Linked DNA regions of Homo sapiens: region 1 is linked to region 2. A link is a loop called in an ENCODE intact Hi-C map of the cell type or tissue named here. Cell type or tissue: endothelial cell of umbilical vein. All regions are shown on one strand. Links, peaks and the distances in the headings refer to the core of each region. The heading gives the core; the rest is flanking DNA. Region 1 overlaps ACKR3 (atypical chemokine receptor 3). Region 2 has its middle 210 kb from the start of COPS8-DT.

Evidence for each region. Hi-C counts contacts between places; a loop is a spot of excess contacts. Peaks named below come from ENCODE experiments on the same cell type or tissue, not always from the same donor. Only the 100,000 strongest peaks of a DNase experiment are listed, where the experiment ranks them.
Region 1: it touches region 2 in a loop (5-fold over the local background); 10 of 110 quality-filtered maps call a loop at or near these places.

The regions. Positions count from the first base shown.
Region 1 is chr2:236,574,798-236,577,708 of GRCh38, reverse strand. All of the region lies in intron 1 of ACKR3 (atypical chemokine receptor 3), which reads right to left. Among named protein-coding and RNA genes, the nearest start is that of ACKR3, 6.4 kb to the right of the region's middle. In endothelial cell of umbilical vein, for the core only: a CTCF peak has its summit at 1,483; DNase peaks (open chromatin) are centred at 1,508 and 1,908; H3K27ac peaks cover 1,953 bases.
Region 2 is chr2:236,869,977-236,872,887 of GRCh38, reverse strand. No RefSeq gene overlaps it. Among named protein-coding and RNA genes, the nearest start is that of COPS8-DT, 210 kb to the left of the region's middle. In endothelial cell of umbilical vein, for the core only: no CTCF peak of the experiment used is centred there; a DNase peak (open chromatin) is centred at 1,137; H3K27ac peaks cover 2,461 bases.

The DNA.
Region 1 (2,911 bases), core at 111-2,610, 300 kb after region 2:
CCACCATGGTGACATTCCTCTGGCTCAGGTCTTACTTGCCCTCCAGTGTAGAGACATGTCAGATGCCGGCTGGCCAGGCGCCTGGCCACTGCTCAGCATGGACAGGCCCCAGCAGGAGGCAGGGTCACTCAGTGAGAAGACGCCTGGTTCCCACATCTCGAGTGTGTCCTTCCTTCCAGTTCCTCCACTCTTAGCACAAAATAGACACTCACCCGCTTTGAGCTACCAGCAGCCTTCAGTATTCTCAGAGCCCAGAGTGGGACTGAGAGGTGGAAAAGGGCTCAGGGACCCCCATCCAGCCCTTGGCTTTCTACCTTTGCCTCTTTGGGTGACGAAAATTTGATTTAGGGACCATTGGTCCTCTGAGTCAAAAACAGTATTTCTGAGATAGGCACTTCCCCGCTCAGCCGTCCTCGCCTCTGTCCTTGCTTCTCCCCTCCCGGGTGGCACAGTGGGAAACTTCCAACAAGGGCATGGCTGTTGCTGCCCAAGGGCTGAATGAGAGAGCGGAGGCTGGAGCTCCTCACTGCCCCACCGATCACCGGCCACCTATCATCACTCACCGATCACCGATCCTCAATCATTAACCACCAGTCAGCCCAAGGAACAGCAGCCCACACTGGGGCTGGCCAGGAAACAAAGCCAGAGGCCCACACCCTGACCACCTGCTTTCCTCTCGGGGCCTGGACGGGCCTCTCCCTTCCCACCACCAAAGGTTCCAGGGGTCAGATAGGAAGGAAAGTACAGTGAAAAGGGAGATTAAGCAGACAGTGCAGTCATCAAGTCCTCTGCAAATTCAAATGGGAGCTAAAGAAAACAAAAAACAGAAAAACAAAAATGTCATACTATAGCTTACCCTTTTGTCATTTCGGTATTTTTCATGCATTAGGTTTCAGAAACAAGAGCTGTCTCCAGCAAACAGATTATTATTTGACAAAGACAATCCCCTTATTCAAAATAGGGAACTGCCGTGTAACATGGAAGGTGGCCTGCGACAAAGGCTCTGGCCGCCCCAGCCTGCGTGCAGGACGTTTAGGGTGGGCAGGGCCCACTTTCATTGACCACCATTCACTGATGGTTGTGCGTCCACTATTGGAGCAAAGAATCTTCCTAAATTACCTGCTTAGATCTTAATAAGTGACACTCTCAGAATCCCTGATAGGAACAAAAGCTTCATAGAGCAAACTATGAAATGTGTACCCAGGGCCCCTGGTTCTCAAAAGCCTGGTGACAAAGCTCCCTGCAAAATCTGAAAGTGGAGAGAGGGAGGGAGGCCTCTAATGAACCCCCAGCGGGCCCTGCACAGAAATCACAGGTCCCCTCAAGCAAAAGCAGGGGATTACCTCATCCCATACAGAAAGAGCTGACTGCATTCCGCACAGATCTGGATGGGCCAGCCCTCGGGTCCTTGTATACATTCTTAATGCCTCTCAGCCTGTGCGGGGTCTGTTTACGCTGGGAAGTTGGGAAGGCCGATAGCCACAGGGCCTGAAGGAGACATCCACTTAGACCAGTCACCCTCTGCTGGAATCAACCAGCAATTCCATTCCCGCTTGAGGCCAGGGTCTAAGAAACATGTCTGGGTGTGAATCAAACCTGCCCACTGCCTGCGTCTCTAGGGCCTCAGTGCCCATGCCAGGGCAGGCAGGGGAATGAGACCCACTTCTGACACTTAGGTTCTAAGGTTTCTGCATAAAAGATTCCAGGGGGAAGGAAGGGGAGGGGGTGCAGAACAAAAGACGTTTCTTTCCAGTTCTATGATGATACAAATTCATACGTTTCTCTCCTCAAAATATTCATGTGTCTCCAAATGTACACAAGATGTTTTTTAAAGCAGTATTTATTTACGAGCAAACACTGGAGACAACGTAAATGTCTTTCAACAAAGGCACGACTCAGTAAAGCCTGGTGTCTCCGCCATCTGGAATATAATACAGCTGTGAGAGGGAGGCCTCCCTTCATGCACAGGGAGAGTTACGACATGCTGTTCAGTGAAAGACAATACGCAGACACACGCACACACAGCACAACCCCAGAAACGCACACACAGCACAACCCCAGACACGCACACACAGCACAACCCCAGACACACACACACACAGAGCACAACCCCAGACACACGCACACACAGCACAACCCCAGACACACACACACACACAGCACAACCCCAGACACACGCACACACAGCACAACCCCAGACACACACACACACAGCACAACCCCAGACACACGCACACACAGCACAACCCCAGACACACGCACACACAGCACAACCCCAGACACACACACACACACAGCACAACCCCAGACACACGCACACACAGCACAACCCCAGCTATGCAGAAAGAAACACAAAAATTACATTTGTGTATTTTTATATGTAAATACATGTGCACGAAGGCATAGAAAAAGACCTGCAGTAAGTATAAAACTTGGGGCTGGGAAGGTAGGAGGAGGGAACAAAAGGAGACTTGTAGTTTTTACTCTATAAACTTCTGTGTTATTTGAAATTTGACATCAAGAATTATGTAAATTTTCATAGAGGGAGGAATGGTCCACAGAACAATCGAGGTTCATGTTGCATTTTCCTGGACCACAGAGACCCAAGGGAGAACAAAAAGCAGTGAACGTCAGCTTTCATTCCCTTTTTCCCAGCGCTTGCTCTGTTTTATCTCATTCATTCCTTCGTACAGGGGTCACCTTTTTAGCGGCCCTGTCGCACGTTGCAGTGACAGGGAGAGAACTTTCCCGTGGCCGGCGGTGGGCAAGCACCTGTCCAGCCCTCCATCCCTGCCAGCCTATGGCCTGCAAAGGGACTCCTCTGTCACTCACAGCCCAGATGGTACTGGGGCTCCTCTTGTCAATTGCAGGACTTTCTCGGAGATGCACCTCTCGTTTCTGGGATGTTTTA
Region 2 (2,911 bases), core at 104-2,603:
TGCATCATTTGCCTCAGTCTTTCATTATTAAAAAGCCAAAGAGCAGCAGTAACAACAGCAAAACTCCTCTACCTGATTACCTGGATTCAATAAGCCATGGAAAATGAAGGAGTGTATGAATTCCCTGAGGTAGATCTTCTGTATTTTCTAAGCTCACCAAGTCAATCTTGTTAACACTGGCCTATTTTAGCTACTAGTTCTTATTCAATGCTTTGTGAATAATCATAGCAACTAATTATAAAAGTGTCATTTTGTGCAGAATATTGACTCCAGATTAAATAGGTAAAGGGTTTTGTTTTTGATATGCTTTGTTTTCAATAATAAGAGCCATAAAACTCGAGCAAATCCTTCCTGCATGTAGTTGTACTAAGGACTTCATATAAAACATTGCATTTAATTGTCATAACAACTCTTTGGAAGGAGTTTTATCTTTAGCTCCATTTTACAGTTCAGAAGGTTAGGTAATGTGCCCAAGTTTATCCAACTACTGAGTGCCATGGCTTGACCTGCTGGCTCCTAAGTTCACGCTCAATCTGCTGTAACTTGCAGCTTTCCTAGAGTTAACCTGTATTCCTGTCCAGACAGCATGAGGAGAGATACTACATTCCATGTGAAAATCTGTTCAAGATGCATCTGCTTCCTCTGCTTGGGTCAGTGGGCGGCACTGGCAGAGTTTGCTGAGGAACCTGCTGACCATGAACTTCTAAACATGGGGTTATTTGCAGACCTAGACACAAGCGTAACATGTTACACACAGGAGTTTACCGTAAGTGTGTTGACAGAATGAATGAATGAACAAATAGATAAAGCATAACATGGACAAGTGTGGGTTCTGTTCAGGTTAAATAGGCTTTTTTGCTCCCACCATCCAAGACACGCAATATTAAATTTGCCAGCTTACGATGATAGTAACTTGAAAGCTACTAAAGGAAAGAAGTGTATTGCTGATCTCACCCTGTACATGTCTGGAAGAGCTCTACTTATGTGGAACTAATGGGAAGTTCCCGCTTTGACAGGAAGTGACTTGGAAAAGGAGACAGGATGAGTCAGTGAAATAGTCAGGCCTGCTCCCCTTTTCCTCACTCGATTCTGTGGCTGACGCCAGCTCCAGGGTATTTTCCTAAGCCCTCTTGACAGCTGGTGTTAGTTTCCTGAGGACACCAGGCTCACCACACTTTGCACAGCAACCCTGCGCACATACTCACTGGAGCAACACGTAAATAAGTATTAAAAGAAGAAGGAAATGGCTTTGTCCAGACTGTTCTGTGGTTGCTCTGTTGCAAACAGGAAGTAATGCAATAGGGATATACACAGAGTATGAATCACTAGAATAGTAAATATAGGTCAAGAGAAGAGAGCTCACATACACCCATCCTTGAGAATGATGTAGAGCTAGTTCCTGACCAGTAATAAAGTATGTGTTCATAATGGAATCATGTTATGGAAAGAGGTAATAAAGTGTCACCACATGTTTACAAGAAGACCATTTTAAGAGATACTTGGCATCAACTGGGCCACCATTATAAAACCATCTCCAGATGAGTCTCCAAAATTGAAGGGTGCTATCAAAAAGCCAGTTCACAGAGAGGCTAAGAAAATGGTCAAATGTTTAGAAAACAAGACAAATGGGGTAACTGTGTTTTTCCTCATTGAATAAGTAAAGGACTTGGGGCTTTTCCATTTGGAGAAAAGAATGTTGTTGGACAATTATAAATTATTGGTTCCTCATTCTTTAGGGGACATATATTGAAAAATGTATTTATATTTCTGGTACTTAGGTTGTACTTTAGACATTAATTGTTAATAGCCAAAGCTCGAACTTTTTGTATATTTAAACAGAGAGGCTTAAGAATCCCAAGAAAATCTTTTTGACAACCTTTCTTATGGTGGAAGCTGGGGAGGCTCCGTGTTACCTTCCTTGACACCTCCAACATTGGGAGTCTTCCTTCAGTGCCTGTCTTGCTTAGCAAGACTATCATGTCCTTATAGTGATTACTACCTTCTTCTTACACCTTCCCTCAGTCACTCAGTAACACTTGCCTAAGTATCCCCAGCACTCAACTAGGCTCTGGGAGGACTTCAAAGGTATAAAAAGTAGTGCCACCATAAATGGCATCAAGAAATACCCCTGTGAAATATACACTCAAATGATAGCCCAAGGCCATGTGTGGCCTGCTGGAAGGAGCCTAGATTCACACGAAGGTGTGGGTTCTGGTTCTGCCTAATCTTATCAGCTGTGTGGGCTTGAACATAATCTTATCAGCTGTGTGGGCTTGAACAAGACACTGTTTTTTTTACTGCGCTTTGGTTCTTCCTGTGCAAAGTGAGAAAAAATCAACTGCTTAGGAATAAACGCAACCATCCATTTTACTGTGCAGTCTAATCAGTAAATCACTGTTCAACTACAGGGACCCTATAAGGCAAAGTAGTGACTCAGCAGTGAGGGCAGGGGACAGTGAGAAGGTGAGCTTGGGAAAGACTTTGCAATGTTGAGGAGACTCGAATGGGACCTCAGGACCAGATAAGTTACTGAGGCAGGGGACAGGGAATCTACCTTGGGATGTCATTTTCTTTTAAAGGATATTAAGCAAAAATGTCCAGGCTCTTCAGAACTAATGCCGATTTAGGCATGACTGCATATGAAATACAGTGTCAAAGATTATAAATCAAATGAAAGAAGGAAAAATTTGTGTTACTATGTATGTTATAATCTAGAAGTTAGCTTTTAATGACTTGGATGGCAGAAGAGGGTTAAGAAATGTGACATTTATGGTTAAAATAGTCAAAATACTGATTGTTACAAAAACAGAACCTATCTCTTATCTTCAGATTTTGAGTCATTTTTAAAGAGAAAATATCTAACAATCTGTCTACCAAAGTTGTCGCTAACTGGATATTGAAGGAGCTTGAA